2 separate regions of the Homo sapiens genome follow, and region 1 is linked to region 2. Evidence: chromatin loops called from intact Hi-C (ENCODE). Cell type or tissue: CD4-positive, alpha-beta T cell. All regions are shown on one strand. Each heading gives the region's core, and the rest is flanking DNA. Links, peaks and the distances in the headings are about the cores only. Region 1 overlaps LOC107987038 (a long non-coding RNA gene). Region 2 overlaps LINC02975 (long intergenic non-protein coding RNA 2975).

Region 1 (5,355 bases), core at 1-5,000, 81 kb after region 2:
AAAGTCCCCAGGATCTTTCCCATAATTTGCTCCCATTCAGAGACCTGGAAGCTGTATTTTTAGTAGAGACAGGGTTTCACCACGTTGACCAGGCTGGTCTTGAACTCCTGACCTCAAGTGATCTGCCCACCTCGGCCTCCCAAAGTTCTGGGATTATAGGTGTGAGCCACCATGCCCGTCCAACAGTAATTTCTGAAAGGAGCTGCAGAAGATGTCAGAAAACTGTGGCAGGCCAGGTGCGGTGGCTCACGCCTATAATCCCCGACAAAACCCTGTCTCTATTAAAAATACAAAAACTAGCCAGGCATGGTGGTGGGCGCCTGTAATCCCAGCTACTCGGGAGGCTGAGGCGGAGAATTGCTTGAACCTGGGAGGTGGAGGTTGCAGTGAGCTGAGATCATGCCACTGCACTCCAGCCTGGGCGACAGACTGAGACTCCATCTCAGAAAAAAAAAAAAAAGAAAACCGAAGGACATAAAGAGGTTAAAAATACAAAAGACTGGACAAAGGCATATGAGGCAAATTCAAGTTCAATAAAAGCAAAGGTAATAATATTTATATCAGATAAAGAATCACAGGCAAAAATCATGAGATGGGACGCGAGGTCCTTTGAATTGGTAGAGGGGACAAGCCGCAGGAAATATCTGATTGTCATGATACTTTATGTCCTACACAGCACTGGCTCCAACCAGAGAGAGTGATATCTTAGACACACATACACGGTCAAAGAAAAAACTGTGGTGCGAGGAGGAGTCTTTAACACATGTCTGTCTTTGACATATTTAGTCTTTTTTTTGAGACAGAGTCTCACTCTGTCGCCCAGGCTGGAGTGCAGTGGTGCGATCTCAGCTCACTGCAACCTCTGCCTCCTGGGTTCAAGGGATCCTCCTGCCTCAGTCTCCTGAGTAGCTGGGACTACAGGCGTGTACCGCTACGCCCGGCTAGTTTTTGTATTTTTGGTGGAGATGGGTTTTGCCACGTTGGCCAGGCTGGTCTCGAACTCCTGGCTTCTTCATATGATCTGCCCATCTCAGCCTCCCAAAGTGCTGGGATTATAGGCGTGGGTCACCGCACCCAGCCTCTTTTACATATTTAAAGAGTACCTCCCCAACAATTAATGTAGGATCGGAATAATATAATGAATAAGATTGATTTAATAATTGAACTTAGTACCCTACAAATAAAAGGTACTCATTTCTTTGCCAGAGTCCATCAAACATTTATAAAAATTGATCATATATTAGGCCACAAAGAAAAACTCAATAGAACCCCCAAAGCAGATATAGTGAGAGCTTCATTCTTTAACCACAGTGCAATTAAGCTAGAAATTATTAACAAAAGTTTAAATTAAAAAGCCAACCATTTGAAAATTAAAAACCACTTTCGTAAATAACTTTAAATAAAACCTACATGACAAACTGTTACACTGCAAATACCACATATCCAAACATATGGGAAAATGGCTCAAATGTTACAAGGAGGAAATTCATACTCAGTGTTATGAACTTCTTAAATAAGAAATTATGAAAGTCAATAAATTAAGATTCAACTGGAGAAATTAGAAAAAAGAACAAAATAAAGCTAAGGAAAGGAGAAAGAAGGAATCGATAAAGATAAAAAGAAGAATCTAATATATTAGAAAAGAGAAAAACGCTAGAAATAAAAATAATTACATGACTTGGTGTTTTGAAAGTCTAATAAATTAGGTAAACTTCTAGCAGATGGAAAGAAAATAAGCAGAGAGAAACAAATGCATGACAATAAAGGCAAAAAAGGAAATTCTAAAAATTAAATTATAATAAGCAAAGTTAGAATAATAAATGTGGAAATGTGAACAAATAGATATTTTAATAAGAAAATACATATAACCAAAACTGATTCCACAAGTAGGAGAAAACCAAAAAAACCTATTACTGCAGGATAAATTGGAAAGGTAGGGCTGGGCTTGGTGGCTTATTCCTGTAATCCCTATATTTTGAGAGGCCAAGGTGGGAGGATCCCTTGAGTCCAGGAGTTCGAGACCAACCTGGGCAACATAGTGAGATCCCATTTCTACAAAAAATGAACAAAATTAGCCAGGTGTGATGGTGCACACCTGTAGTCCCAGCTACTCTGGAAGCTGAGGTGGGAGAATTGCTTGAGCCCGGGAGGTCGAGGCCGCAGTGAGCTGAGATTGCACCACTGCACTCCACTCTGGACGGCCTGGGTAACAGAGCAAGACTCTGTCTCAAAATAAAATAATTAAATAATTTTTTAAAAAAGAAAAAGAAAAGAATAGGTAGAGAAAGAGCTACTTCCTAGACTTCCTAGGGAAGTGTTGGGTCCTGACACTTTTACTAGTAAGTTCTTTCAAATACTCCGTTTTGGGACACAGGAAAGATGGAAAGCCTCTCCAACCATCTTAAGAATATAGTGGCCGGGCGTTGGTGGCTCACGCCTGTAATCCCAGCACTTTGGGAGGCTGAGGGTTGTGGATCACCTGAGGTCAGGAGTTTGAGACCAGCCTGGGCAACTTGGCAAAACCCCGTCCCTACAAAAAAAAATACAAAAATTAGCCAGGCGTGGTGGTGCGCGCCTGTAGTCCCAGCTACTTGGGAGGCGGAGGCACTCAAACCCAGGAGGTGGATGTTGCAGTGAGCTGAGAGATCACCACTGCACTCCAGCCTGGGCAACAGAGCAAGACTCTGCCTCAAACAACAACAACAACAGAATGTAGTATAACCCTAAAAGGTTGGCAGATAACACAAAACTACAGACCAGTCTTGCTTAGGAACATGATACAAGTCCTTAATAAAATACCCGCAAATTACCCTGATTGAGACTCTTTGGGTCACAAGTAAGAGAAATCTACTCAAATGAGTTCAGAAAAGGGGAAAATTCATTATGAGGATTCAGAGACCACCCCTCCCCCCGCCCCAGAATTAAAGAAGGAAACAACTGCACAGCCAGACTCCAACGGCAACAGAAGCCCCCAGTGCCTGTGAATGCACAACTTCACCTCATCTTTAGCCTCTGCTGCTACCAATCAGACTGCCAAGGCCTAATGACTCCTCAAGTTGACTTTTAGGGTCTTTCGGGGTCCCAAGTGTAAGATTCCCATGACTGTGGCAACATCTGTGTGTTCGCCAACCTTTCCATTCCTCCTTCCAGGCTGGGCCCACACTTCCCATGGGGGTTAGGCAGGGCCGTGTGACTTGCTTTATCCAATAAAATGTGAGTGGAAGTAACACATGCCACTTCTAGGTAGAAACATTGAATTGCCAGTATGAGAGTCTCCAACTCTTCTTCCCTTGCCTCAGCAAGCATGAGACCACCTGCTACGCAGAAGGACCATGCCGACCACATCACAGCTGTCTGCCTGGAGCCACAGGCGACTTGGTATGAGCAGGAAATAAACTTCTCTCAAGCTGTGAGGTTTTGACATTATTTGTTACTGCAGCACAATCTAGCTTATCCTGAATAATTCAATGACAAAGAACATCTATCTCAGGCCAAGAGTCAACATCTCATTTAACATTAAAATACTGGAAGCAGCCGGGTGCGGTGGCTCACACCTGTAATCCCAGCACTTTGGGAGGCTGAGGCGGGCGGATCATGAGATCAAGAGATCATCAACATAGTGAGACCCCCATCTCCACTAAAAATACAAAAATTAGCTGGGCTTGGTGGCGCATGCCTGTAGTCCCAGCTACTCGGGAGGCTGAGGCAGAAGAATTGCTTGAACCAGGTAGGCGGAGGTTGCAGTGAGCCAAGGTTGCGCCACTGTACTCCAGCCTGGGCGACAGAGCGAGACTCTGTCTCAAAATAAATAAATAAATAAATAATAACATAAAATTTAAAAAGTACTGGAAGCATTCTTAGCAATGTCTTGAACGTGGCAAGGATGCTTTATATATGCTCTATAATGCTATATTGCTGTGAAAGTTCTGGACAATGCAATAAGACAAGAAACACAAATTAAAGGACAGCCACTAAAAAGGAGACAAATTATCCTTACTTGTGGATATTATAATTGTCCACTTGAAAATCCAAGGGAAGCAAATGAAAAACTATTAAATAATGAAAGCATTCTACCAAAGTAGCCAGTTGTAAAATCAACATACAAAACACCCACAGCTTTCCCCTCTCCCTCCCTCCTCTTTTTTGCTATCAGATTGATTGTGTTTCTTTATTTCTCACCTTTTCCCTTTATTGGTTTGAAAGTTACACATTCCTTTTATGCCTTTTAGAGATTATCTTTAGGTTTTTATCATGCATAAAATTTTTTAATAATCTTCAGCTGGGCACAGTGGCTCACACCTGTAATCCCAGCACTTTGGGAGGCCTAGGCAGGCAGATCGCCAGAGGTCAGGAGTTGAAGACCAGCCTGACAAACATGGAGCAACCCCATCTCTACTAAAAACACAAAAAATTAGCCGGGCATGGTGGTGGATGCCTGTAATCCCAGCTACTCAGGAGCCTGAGGCAGAAGAATCGCTTGAGCCTGGGAGGTGGAGGTTGCAGTGAGTCGAGATCATACCATTGCACTCCAACTTGGGCAACCAGAGCAAAACTCCGTCTAAAAAAAAAAAAATTGACTTATAATCAAAATCACTATTTTTCACCCTCCTGCTAGATAGTACAAGATCTTGGAGTGATTTGACTCCAGTGACACCTTCCAAACACTATATTATGATTGCCTAATATTTAGTTCCACCTTTTCTTTATTTTTTATTTTTTTAGAAACAGGGCCTTGCTATGTTGCCCAGGCTGGAGTGCAATAGCTATTCATAGGCTGCACCCCAATACTGATTAGCACAGGAATTTTTACCTGCTCTGTTTCCAACCTGGGCCAGTTCACCCCTCTTTGGGTAACCTGGTGGCCTCCTGGCAGGTCGTCATATTGATGCAGAGCTTAGCACCAGCACCCAACTGGCATAGTCAACTTCAGCCCAGAGCTCCTGGCCTCAAATGATCCTCCTGCTCCGCCTCCTGAGGAGCTGGGACTACAGGCATGTGCTACTGTGCCCGGCAGTTCCACCTTGTTTTAATCCACCACTGGTAATTATGATTGTTGATTTTACGGCCAGCTCTTATTTAGATTTTACCCATGTTTCCATATCTCCATTCATTGCTTCTTGCAGAATGTGCTTGGTACAGGGCTTGATTCCCTTCTTCCTTAGGTCATCTTTTACTAGCTCTTTCAGCAAAGAGCTGTGAGTGGTAAAGTTCCTCAGTCTTTGTCTGAAATGTCTTTATTTTGCCCTTGCCCTTGAAAGACAGTTGAGCTGAAAGACAGTTTTGGTTGACAAATATTTTCCTTCGTCCTCTTGAAGAGATGATAATTACATTTTTGTCCTCTGTCATTGCTGATGG
Region 2 (5,321 bases), core at 322-5,321:
AGGGACTGGGGGAGAGAAAAGGGCCCAGGAATCAGGCGTGCGTGTGGCGTTGAAAGGAGCAACAACTCAAAGTCACGCTCAAGGTCATGCTTAAGGTCATGCTCAAGGTCATGCTTAAGGTCACGAGTTCACCCCAGGAATCCCGCCCTCACTGGAGCTGAAGCAGACCCCTCCCCCAGGCTTCAGGGGTCTCCTGTGGCCAGGTGATCCCCTCCCCGTCAGCACCCCAGGGCACACAATGACACCTGATATTCCGCTAAACAGGACACTTCAGGGTGGAGGTGGGGCAGGGGGGTGGTGGGAGGCCGCAGTACTCAGCCTTTGCTCCCATGGGCCCAGCACCCCTGGGTGGACCTAGAGAGGCTCTGGGCACCCAGGTCTCAGGTCTGGCCTCAGAGCAGAGCTTTGGGCACCTCTTCCTCCACATCCACACCTGCTCCGTGCACACCTGCCCCGGGTCCTGGGTCTGGCAGCATCTTGGGCTGACTGTGGAGGGCCTTTGCTGGGCTTGGCAGGTGGGCATCAGGATGGGTAACTGCAGAGAAGAGGGAAGGGGGTGGTCTGAGGGCAGGGGGTGGCCTGAGGGTGGCCGGAGGAGTTCAGGAAGAGCACTGGAGCACGAGTCTCCTTTAGGGGACTCACCTTCTCTTTCTGTAAAGGGAAGGGACAGGGCTGGGTATCCTGAGGGGCACTGGTGGTCTTATGGGGTGGGGACATGGTGGGAAGGGGCCTGGCCCGCTCTGGTCTCCAGCCTGTGTCCCAAACCCACCTCCCCTTGGAAGAGGTCCCAGGAGTCGCCAGCACCTGGTTCTGGCTGGGCTGAGAGAGGCTGTGTCTGCTGCACCTGGAGTTGCAGGGCCAGCCACGGTCTGTGCACGTGGACCCCTTGAAGCGCAGAGGCTGACGCATGGCGAGTGCTCGTTAAACATCACCTGCATGTGATTATTAGTAATAAAATGTCTTAGAAGCTGGAGGGACTGAGAAGGGCCTTCTAAGCATGACAGACGTCTGTCTAGGTTGGGGTCCTTTTCATCAGGAGGGACCTGGGAGCCAGGTACCCTCTGCTCACAGGTAGTAATGCAAGAGGCCTTGTATTTTCTCTTCCTTTCCAGGCACTGAGGGCTCGCCACAACCCCCTGTGTATTTATCTTACAGAATGTGCCCCTGTGATCATGTGAAAGCATCAGCCAGGGGTCCAAGAACTTCCCTCTGGAGCCTCACACTCCCAGCGTGGCACCCAGCAGGGAACAGATTCTCTCCAAACCTTTGTGAATGAATGAAGGATGACGTCACTAGAATCCATCCCTGTTTTATTTTTTATTTTTATTTTTTGAGACAGAGTCTCGCTCTGTTGTTGCCCAGGCTGGAGTGCGGTGGCACAATCTCAGCTCACTACAACCTCCGCCTCCCCGGTTCAAGTGATTCTCCTGCCTCAACCTCCTGAGTAGCTGGGATTACAGGCACCCATCACCACGCCTGGCTAATTTTTGTGTGTGTTTAGTACAGACGGGGTTTCACCACGTTGGCCAGACTGGTCTTGAACTCCTGACCTCAGGTGATCCGCCTGCCTCGGCCTCCCAAAGTGTTGGGATTACAGGCGTGAGCCACCACGCCCATGCCCATCCCCATTTTATAGACAAGGATACCAAGGCTCAGAGAGGGGAAGCCACTTGCCAAGGACGCACAGGAGGACACCAGTGAGCAGGACCTCTGGTCTGTCTGGGAGGCCACTGGGCCTCTTCCCAGAGTCTCTGCTTGGTGAGCCAGGATTTTACACCCGCCTTGGGCCCAGTGGGCTGAGAGGACATGGGCTGGGGTGTCGGAAGCTGCAGAGCTGATCCCTCCTGCTTGGCTGGAGGCTTGCAGACCCGGCAGGCAGGCTCGGGAGGCAGCGGGCGACTTGAAAATGCACTCCCTACCACAGGCTCAAGAGTGACGGCGCCTGTCAGGGACCGGGAGGCAGGGCCTGTCTTTTCCTGCTGTTTTATTGCCTTCAAAGTCTGGACCAAGTGGTTTCTGGATGGAGTCACGGTAACCTCACGTCTATTCAAGCAATTCGTTCATTGTTTCATTTAGTAAAATACCCACAAAACAAGGAAGAACACCTTGGCGGTGCCTCTGATCCCCCCATTTGTCTGCAAATCGGAAAAGCATGATTCCATCGATCTCCTGTTTATTGAGCGCCTACTACATGCTAGGTCGGATGGTCTAGTTCAACCCCTCGCAACGCCACAGCTGCTGTCTGTTTCGTATCTTGTATTTTTCGCTTGACAGTTTATCATGTGCATTTTCTCGGGTACCAAAGGCCCTTGTAAGAGATGGTGTCTGGAGAATGGGTATCTCAGGGGCCTACCACCTGGCTTACCTCCTCCCAAATCAGGGTTCCTCTGCACCACCTCCTCTCTGTCCAGCTCCTCCTTCAGGGCCTGGCTCAATTCTACCTCCTCCACAAAGCCCTCCATTCCCTCCCCTCCTGGTCAGTGTTGTCTCTTTTGCAGCCACTAGCTCTCTGCCTTGCCTCACCCGGGTCTCCTATCCCTCTCCTTCTCTCTCATGGAGTGATGCCTTTTTTCTTCCTCTACACACATCAGGTCTGAGCTCAAAGTCACCTTGTCAAAGGCCCTCCCAGGACCACCCTGTGTGATTATCCTGTGGGCTTGTTCCTGTGTTTGTCCCTGAGCCCACAGGGTCTGGTGGTTCAGTAGAAGGACTCCTGCAGAAGGTGCTGGATAAACACTGGAAGATCTAGAAATAAAAATAAAAGAAAGACTGGGCGCGGTGGCTCAGGCCTGTAATCCCAACACTTTGGGAGGCCGAGGTGGGCGGATCCCCTGAGGTCAGGAGTTCGAGACTAACCTGGCCAACATGGCGAAACCCCATCTCTACTAAAAATACAAAAATTAGCCAGGCATGGTGGCATGTGCCTGTAATCCCAGCTACTCAGGAGGCTGAGGCAGGAGAATCGCTTGAACCCGGGAGGCAGAGGTTGTAGTGAGCTGAGATCGCGCCACCGCACTCTAGCCTGGGCGAAAGAGTGAGACTGTATCCCAAAAATAATAAAATAAAATAAAATAAAATAAAATAAAATAAAATAAAATAAAATAAAATAAAATAAAGCACACTCAGTTAAATATGAATGTCAGATAAGTACCAAATAACTTGTGAGTATAAATGTATCCCAAATATGGAATGGAATACACATAGTAAACATTTTTTTTTATTATCTCAAATTCAAATGACACTCAGCATCTTGAATTTAATCTGACAACTCCACCTCCTCCTACCCTCTTTGCCCCTTGTCAGGCAAGCTCAATAGCTAGGCCGAGAGCTGCTGAGGGCGGGGACCTTGTCTGTCTAGGCCACTGCTGTATGCGTGCCTGGCCCTCAGCAGGGAACCTGACATGAAGCACACGCTGGATAAATAAATACCTGTTGCTGGAGCGAGTGATGGGTTCCCAGCCCTCACTGGGGAATCGAGGGGACTCCACCTCAGCCCAGCCAGATGGAATCGTCGGGAACAGAGTGCACCTTAATTTCTGCGAAGACCAATGCAAATTAGAAGAAGACTGAGATGCAGGCTGTTTGATCCAAGAGATGCTTTTTAATTATTGTAAAACAGCTGTGACTTACTGAGCACCAACTGTGTACCCGGCCTCACACTGTTCTCATACACAACAGCTCCACGGGGAAGGCATTCTCACCGAGATTCAGAGAGGGGCAGACCTGGCCTCGGGTCGCACAGCTGGGAACCGGACACCGGGCTCTCTCCAGTCAGCTCGGGTGCTGCTGGCCCCAGCACCTCCCCCATGGCGTGGACCAGGGCCTCCGAGGCTGCTTTAAAGAAGGTTCTTTGAGAACGGCGCATGTACCGTGTGGACACTCGTGTGCGCCCCTGAAGTTTTTGAGCCAGCCACCCTGTCATCAATCTTGGTTATGCAGTTCATTTATTCAGTAGACCCCAGGTTCCCATCCACGTTTGGTGCACAGGAGAACTCCCCTGCTCAGGAATTCTGAATTAAGGAGGCTTTGAATGAACGAGGCTCTACTGAATTTAAATTCCAGATGGGGCAGGGAGGGGCTGGGTACTGGTGAGCGGCACAGACTGGGCAGGTAGATGCGGCAGGAGTTCGAATCCAGCCCCTACCGTTTCTCAGATCTGTGACTTTGGAAAAATCACTTTCTCTGGCCCTCAATTTTGCCATCTCTAAAGAGGGGGCTGAATGAATTCAGACACCCCAAGGCCCCACAAAGTGCTAACGACTGAGATACGCTGGGGTTGGAGGTGATTGGGAACAGGTTACGGTCCTGCTTTCCCTGGGGGAACCTGGCCCTGTGTCCGAGGTGCCCGTGGCATCTCTGCTGGTTGCCCTGGTTTCTGACTCACCCCAGGGAGCTGCCGGGCAGGGGAAACTACCCTCCTGGCCTCCTGAGACCTGCCTTCCAGGCTGCAGGCCTGCTGTCGGGGCTGCTCTGTGTGTGTGTGTGTGTGTGTGTGTGTGTGTGTGTGTGTGTGTGTGTGTGATGAGGCATGGGCTGCGCTCTGCACAGAGGTGGGGGTGAGGGTGGGCTCACATATTTTAAGTTCATCACCTGGCTGGGGAAGTGGCCACCCTTGCTCCAGAAAGGTGGCTCTATGTTCCCAAATTGTCATCACTGTCCCTCACATGTGCTGGAATAACATTCAAACTCCCCCAGGCTCCCAAGGCCCCATAAACTGGCTCCTGCCCGAGACGCTCGCTTCTGCCTTACCCCAGCCCTGTGGTCACCCGCAAATACTCCAAGCCCTTTCCCTCCTTACAGGCTTTGGCCTGGGCTGCGCTGGCCAACAGAACTCCCTCTCCCCTCCGCTGCATCCCTCTCTTGCTCTGCCTTCTCCAGGAGGCCTTTGTGAACGTTCTGTGGACATGGGCTCTCCATGAGTCTCTCAGCTCGTGTTTGCTTCCCCCTGAGCCAGGGTAGAGGCTCCTGCACGCTGAGTCCTTATCTGTGTTGCGCCGACCCCAGTGCCTAGGCAGGGCCTGGGCCCCAGGGCCCCTCTGGATCTGTTGAAAGAAGAGGTCAGAGGGCTGTGTCATCTAAACCCCGTTTGCATTGAGAGAGTCATTCTTACTGCCACATATCCATGCATTCATTTGTTCATTCAACAGAAAGCACCAGGCCCTGGGCGATTGAGGGTTGAAAGAGACACTGGCCCCTGCCCTTGTGAATCCCTTTCCAGCCAGGTGTGTCAGGGGCGCTGGGCGGGTGAGGCCGGCACTGAGCAGGTGAGACCCAAAAACAAACACCACCTGGCGATTTCTCTGTTTTCTCCCACACAGTCC

Evidence for each region. A loop is a pair of places that touch in the nucleus more often than their neighbours do. Peaks named below come from ENCODE experiments on the same cell type or tissue, not always from the same donor. Only the 100,000 strongest peaks of a DNase experiment are listed, where the experiment ranks them.
Region 1: a loop joins it to region 2, with 1.9 times the contacts of the local background. A loop is called at or near these places in 2 of 110 quality-filtered maps.

The regions. Positions count from the first base shown.
Region 1 is chr9:129,365,450-129,370,804 of GRCh38, forward strand. LOC107987038 (a long non-coding RNA gene) reads left to right here. Exons shown (of 2, transcript XR_001746582.2): 2 at 3,300-3,413. It also overlaps the pseudogene RN7SL159P. Among named protein-coding and RNA genes, the nearest start is that of LINC01503, 31 kb to the left of the region's middle. In CD4-positive, alpha-beta T cell, for the core only: no CTCF peak of the experiment used is centred there; no DNase peak of the experiment used is centred there.
Region 2 is chr9:129,284,355-129,289,675 of GRCh38, forward strand. LINC02975 (long intergenic non-protein coding RNA 2975) reads left to right here. Exons shown (of 3, transcript NR_121587.1): 3 at 1,156-1,365. Among named protein-coding and RNA genes, the nearest start is that of LINC02975, 4.6 kb to the left of the region's middle. RefSeq lists enhancers at 352-1,325, 1,326-2,299, 3,241-4,223. In CD4-positive, alpha-beta T cell, for the core only: no CTCF peak of the experiment used is centred there; no DNase peak of the experiment used is centred there.